Regions from separate parts of the Homo sapiens genome. Here region 2 is linked to region 1. The links are chromatin contacts, found by Hi-C or POLR2A ChIA-PET in ENCODE. All regions are on one chromosome and are shown on one strand. Each heading gives the region's core, a stretch centred on a gene start or an enhancer-like site at or near the end of the contact. The rest is flanking DNA. Distances are from core to core; before and after follow the strand shown. Region 1 has its middle 130 kb from the start of CASC17. Region 2 has its middle 210 kb from the start of CASC17.

Region 1 (3,269 bases), core at 429-2,928:
CACCATGTAAGATGTGACTTCGCTCCTCTTTGCCTTCCGCCATGATTGTGAGGCCCCCCCAGCCATGTGGAACTGAGTCCATTAAACCTCTTTCCTATATAAATTAGCCAGTCTCCCATATGTCTTTATTAGCAGTGTGAGAACAGACTAATATAATAGTCATTTATTATCATTATCAAGTATGATGTATTACATATAACTGTATGTGCTATACTTCTGCACGACTGGCAGCACAGTGGGTCTGTTTACACCAGCATCACTACAAATACATGAACAATGCATTGCCACTAGGACCTTAGGATGGCTACAATGTCACTAGGCAAAAGGGATTTTTTGGTTTACTTATCTTATGGAAACACTGTCATATATACAGTCTGTGATTGGCCACAATACCATTATACGGTATATGACTATAATTATTAAAATGCTACTAGTGAAAGCACAACATTAAAAACATTTTGTTCTTTCCCTTAAAGGGACTCTGGTGTGGGTGCTATGATATATAAAAGTAAATTCAATATTTGGCATTATGTCACCAGAGCAGATAAAGTGGTGTAAAAAAGGAGGGAAAGCCATTTCCCACAGGAGAGTCAAGGAAGGCTTTGTGGAGGATGTGTCATTTGAGATGGGCCATAAAACACAGGTAGTATTTATATTTTAAAGACATTTGGGGTGGAGGAAACTGAATCCATCCATTTATTCACTTCTGCATTCATTTACTCATTTACCCAACATCTATTAACCAATGACAATCCACAAGGTATTGTGTTGAATCCCAGACTATGAGGTCAAATAAAACAAAGTCTTTGCTTTCAGGGCATACTACTTATTTGAAAAATAGCTAAGAGATCAGATCATCTAGGTCATAAAATACACATAAAAGAGTAGAGGATATAAAACAGGGAAGTGGATTAGGATCTAAGTGTGGAAGGCCTTGAATCTCAGCTTGATCCTTTTTTGATAGGCAATGAGATGGTCACGGAGGTATCCGGCCAGCCTGCAGGTACAACTTAATCAACAATGTGCCTTAAGTGAAAGTCACCAAGTAGCCTTAAGTAGCACTGACCGGCGGAAGTAAATTAGGTAGACCTCAAAAAGCAAAAAGAAAAACTAGCAAACACACACAGGTTAGTAGTCATTTAGTATCTCTATTTCCACACCCTGACTCAAATAACTCCCTTGATTCTCAGAACCAATATTTCTTCTGAAATGGCTCTCCTGAAGGGTTTAATTTAATACAATTGTCCGACATTCTAATTTACTCTCTATGGGTGAAGAGGATGGTATTTACAGGAATTGCTTTCAAATAGACAAAGTCAACTCTGATACTTGCTCTAGGAGGAAACCACTGTTTTAAAATACCAGATTTGTGGTGTGGACCTAAATATTAAATGCTATTCTTTTTTTTTTTTTAATCAAGTGACCTGTCTTCGTCATTATTCTTTCTTCAAGTCATAGACTCTTCTTTTCCTTTTAATGATGTATGGCTCATTGAAATTATTGTTAAAACTGTATTTAGCACAATTGTAAATTAATACAAATGTCTGCAATCTCAGGGAGACCAGAAGAACTGGAGGAAATGGGGCCAGTGAGACCCAGAAGGTAGAGGGACTCGTTCAACGTCATGAAGTGAGTCAGAGGGGAGTCAGGAACTAACTCCTAGAGGGACTCGTTCAACGTCATGAAGTGAGTCAGAGGGGAGTCAGGAACTAACTCCGTGAGTCATGGCTCCCAGTCTGTGCTCTGACCGCGAGACAAAGCTCCTCCCTGGCCACAGTAAGAGGACTCACCCTTGACGCAGCCAAGCTGGCTCTTTCTCTACATCTCTGGCCTCCACTAATGGCAGTACTATGTCCTGTTACATTTTGTTCCACGGTCCAGAATACGTTCCAATGAACACATTTTGGCTAGGTGGAGAAGTGGTAGCAATGAAGTAGTTCACCTTATAATACAAAGCCACTGAAGCCCAGTGCAGGTAAGAGGGCCAGAGTCGGAAATGGAGTGAGCAGATTCCACCAAGTCTGAAATGAGAAACTTTCAGTTTACACAGTTGAGGCATTCAGCAAGTCAGAAAAAGATAGGAAAAGAAGCCAGGGGTAGAGCAAGATGTTGGGAGTGTCTTTTTCCGCTCCTAAATCAGTAACACACTTCTGCTCTGGGATAGCATATTAAGATGAGGAATGAATACATTAGAATAAGATGGGCTGAAAAGTCTGTTGATATTCCTGTGGATATTATCTATTATTTGTTTGTTAGAATATCTATGCTTATTACCACTTCTCCATATCCGACATTCTAATTTACTTTCTATGGTGAAGAGGATGGCATTTACGGGAATTGCTTTCAAATGGACAAAGTCAACTCTGATACTTGCTCTGGGAGGAAACCACTGTTTTATAATACCAGATTTATGGTATGGACCTAAATATTAAATGCTATTCTTTTTTTTTTATTAAGTGACCTGTCTTAGTCATTATTCTTTCTTCAAGTCATAGAGTCTTCTTTTCCTTTTAATGATGTATGGCTCATTGAAATTATTGTTAAAACTGTATTTTAGCACAGCTTTACATATACAATATTAAAAACATGCCTTGGTCATTAATGCTGTGGAAATATAAATACTCCTTGTGTAGATCTGTGGCCATTTCTTACAGTTCCAAGGTAAAGGTACATTTACAAGCGTCTGGGAGAAATGAGTAATAATACCTTTTTCATATGAAAATATCAATGTGGGAAAGCCAGTGTACTCAATAATTCTTTATAGTGGAGGTGGTTCTCGTACTCATAGGAGCAAAATATTGCATTAAAAATTTAAAATTTTATTTAAGTAAAGTCTATGCACACTCAAAAATTCAAAGTCAAAACCACAAAAAGCTAACCTATATCATTGAGGGATGCATACGTAAGTGATAAAAATATAAATAAATGCAAAAATTATTATTACAGAAGTCATATTAATATCAGCTTTAAAGGTTAGGAGGAGGTTTTGCTCAGAGAGAGTAGATGGTTTAGGGGTTGAGGGTGCTTTCAGGGGCTGGCAATGTTCTACTTTTTGACCTGGGTGGTGGTTGCACAGACATTTATTATATTGTTAAACTGTCCAAATGTGTTTTATGCAGCTTTCTGTGTGTATGTTATAATTCACAATAAAAAGTTTTTAAAAGTTGAATAGTACTAAAAGATTATAATGAAAAACAGCTGTTTCTTGCCCCGCTTGTCCTCACCTTTAATTCCTACTCAACAGATGCAGCCACTTTAGCTGTTTCTAA
Region 2 (3,269 bases), core at 570-3,069, 340 kb after region 1:
CAGCCTGTCCAGGCCAGCTGGCAGCCCCCAGCAACTGATTCCCAGACAAGTCTCTGCCGGCAACTTGTCACGTGGTGATGGGATGATTCTGTCAGGCCCACGCAGCTATGCAGGAAAATAAAATTGTCATAATAAGATGCTGGCTTCTTGGCAACTCGACCCTAGTTCTGGGGTAGAGGTTGGCAGTCATCCTCCTTAGAGACTGAGATGTTCTAACTATGATCAAATGTTTAGATATTTTTTAAAGCTGCTTCTTTGTCCCAAGGAAGATTTTGTTCTCTCATGCCAATGCTAGCACCTTACTAATGATTTTCAGATATATTTTCTAACCTAGAGATATCAACTAAGACTTGGTCTTGCTCTCTCAGCACAAAACATTTGCAACTCGGTTTGGGGGTTTCAACAAAGTGCCACTTAAACTTGACAGGCAAAGTTTCCAATATGGCTATTTCTTAGGAGGGAATTGGCATGGTAGAAAAACCTATGACTTTGGGGTTAGACTGAGCTGAGCTTTAATCCAAGTTCTCCATTCAAGTAGGGATTGAGCAACATAGCTAAATACTAGCTTGGGAGTCTAGCTTTGCCCATTAATAAAATGGTAAGAAAAACAACTATTTTTGGACCATTGTCAAGATTAGCAGAATGTGAAGATGAGCTATTTGACACATAGTAGGCACTCAGTAAATGTCCATTAATTATTAATGCCATCACTATTATTTTTCTATAAACCCTCCAATAACTATTGGGTTCTTTTTAATTCTCAGCTCTATGCTTCCCATTTTAAAAATGATTCTATTTTCTGTATTTTTAGTAGAGAAGAGGTTTCACCGTGTTAGCCAGAATGGTCTCGATCTCCTGACCTCGTGATCCACCCGTCTCGGCCTCCGAAAATCAGCTGGGCGTGGTGGTGGGCGCCTGTAGTCCCAGCTACTCGGGAGGCTGAGGCAAGAGAATGGCGTGAACCCGGGAGGCGGAGCTTGCAGTGAGCCAAGATCGCGCCACTGCACTCCAGCCTGGGTGACAGAGCAAGACTCCGTCTCCAAAAAAAAAAAAAAAAAAAAGATTGCATTTTCTAAATTGAATATACCAAAGTAAACACTTAAAGCAAAGCAAAGCAACCTATTTCTGCATTGCTCTTTTCCCTACCATGTCAACTTATGACTATAACTTGCTATGGTTAATTATTTAGCTGTGTCTGTGCTCTGTCTCAAGTTAAAAGTTAAGTCCCTCTAGGGAAGGAACTATGTATTTACCACTTTGTGTATTTTTCACTTCCTCACTGTACTAGAAATTACTAGTCTTAGTAGAGGTCTCAGAATATTCACTGACATGCTTCTGGGTCATAATCAAACATTTAGGGAGGAATATTACTCAATTTAAGTAAAAATATTTAAGTTGAATTACCAATAGGATCTATAACTTTCAGAGTATCCTGCATCTACGGTTTTAAACTCAGGTGGAGACTAATTTATAAAAAATAAGGATAAAGTATAAAAACAATAAAAATAAATAGATAAATAAACAAATAAAAGTCATGGATGACAGTTTTTAGCATTTATATTTTAGGGACAGAGTCCAATATGCTACTATAATATACCTCCATGTGTATCCCTGTTCAAAAGCTTATTGCTAATTAAAATAAACATTAGATTCCTGAGGTTTACTGAAAATTTTATTGCATTAAAAAAAAGCAAGTGTATGTGAGATGGTAAAAAAAAAAAAGAGCAAGAGAGAGATAAAAGTTAATTAATAGAATCTGGCCTTCTTCCAAAATATACTCTGAGTTTGAGGTATTTGGGATTGGGTAATTTAGGTTGGTTGGTATGTGAAAAACATCTGTCATGATGAGTCTTGCTATAATATGCGACTCACTGGGAAGGCACGGCACCATCTTCATCATCACGATGGGCTTCAAATATGTGCCACTTTCGGCATGACACCATTAAGTGTCTGGGTCCTTATTGGGCAATATTCTGTATTGATTATAATATGTTTTACCTTCTGAGGTTGGCTTGGAAAGTTGAATGGTAAGCAAAGTCATTAGTTGCCCTTGGAGTTGATTTATATCTCCATTGGGAGGTAGTTTTTCCACCACTTTTTCTTAAATGGAGTTGGGTTTGGAGTACCCTATCTGGTACTATTTATAATCTATTAGTCCCCATTTACTACAGGGTCTGGAACTAATTGCACATAAAAATTCCCAACTAGTTTCTGAATCAAAATAGTTATTTTTATGGCTAGAGCCAGGTTTTCCAAAGGGTGTACCATGAAATACTAGTGCCATAAGATGCTCCCCAAAAAGAATTTTATTGTTCAAATAAATTTGAGGGAAAACAGTCCATTGATGCTCTCTTTTGTTGGTATATTGCTAGATTTTGGGGTCCACAATAGCAGAATCAGTGTAAACATTATTATCGTTGAAGCAACTAGCATAATGACCAGCAAATAGAAGACATGTAAAAATATTATCGATAAATTAATGAACACTTAAACAATTCTGCAGTAAAGAAAGCACTTAGCTTTGCTCATTTAAACATTTCCCAATTTGTAACAGTCATGGAACCATTTTTTCGCATAAAAAACATTATAAACAGCTTATCTTCCAAAGAACATCTTGTAGGGAACTCTTGTCTAGAGTATTAAACACATTCATTAAAATAATTTTATGTATACATTCACTCATTCAATGTTCATGTTTTAGTACCTACTAAGTTCTATGTTCCGGGAACATATTAACAAAACATAAGCTCTGCCATTATTGATCTTTTAGACTACTAGGAGAAATATGACAGAGTCTTGTTTTTAAAACAAGGCAACATGTAGTAAGTGTCATATGAGAAGTGGGAATACGAAGATTACAAAGTGAGAAATGAACAAAAAATATCCACATTTGGATATCCTCCTCATGATATAAAATTTAAGAAGTAGTGTTCATTTGTATGATTTATGAAAGGTTATTTCTCACACTGCAAAGGTCAAGAAAGTACCACAAAATAATGAAATGCTCTCACTGTAAGACAAAAAGGAGTAGTGGAGACTGTTTAAAAAGTTTATGCTCAGCCGGGCTTGGTGGCTCCTGCCTGTAATCCCAGCACTTTGGGAGACCGAGGCAGGCAGATCGCCTGAGGTCAGGAGTTCGAGATCAGGCTGGCCAACATAGTGAAACCATGTCTCTACTAAAAATACAAAAAATTAGCCAAGTGTGGTGGCAGGCGCCTGTAATCCCAGCTACTCGGGAGTCTGAGGCAGAAGAATCGCTTGAAACCGAG

The links. Hi-C counts contacts between places; a loop is a spot of excess contacts on that map. ChIA-PET counts read pairs that join two places held with the same protein, here RNA polymerase II (POLR2A). Pooled maps may share reads with other maps.
Region 2: a map of HCT116 shows a loop between it and region 1 (2.0-fold over the local background). The contact joins two enhancer-like sites. A Hi-C loop is called at or near these places in 1 of 168 maps with a recorded cell type or tissue (HCT116) and 1 of 50 pooled maps. POLR2A ChIA-PET finds 5 or more read pairs at or near these places in 1 of 52 experiments (WTC11).

The regions. Positions count from the first base shown.
Region 1 is chr17:71,070,298-71,073,566 of GRCh38, forward strand. No RefSeq gene overlaps it. Among named protein-coding and RNA genes, the nearest start is that of CASC17, 130 kb to the right of the region's middle. RefSeq lists an enhancer at 1,140-2,339. Within about 2 kb of position 1,679, at least 4 of the 41 ENCODE cell types and tissues checked have a DNase peak (open chromatin) inside an H3K27ac peak, as active enhancers do.
Region 2 is chr17:71,408,137-71,411,405 of GRCh38, forward strand. No RefSeq gene overlaps it. Among named protein-coding and RNA genes, the nearest start is that of CASC17, 210 kb to the left of the region's middle. Within about 2 kb of position 1,820, at least 3 of the 41 ENCODE cell types and tissues checked have a DNase peak (open chromatin) inside an H3K27ac peak, as active enhancers do.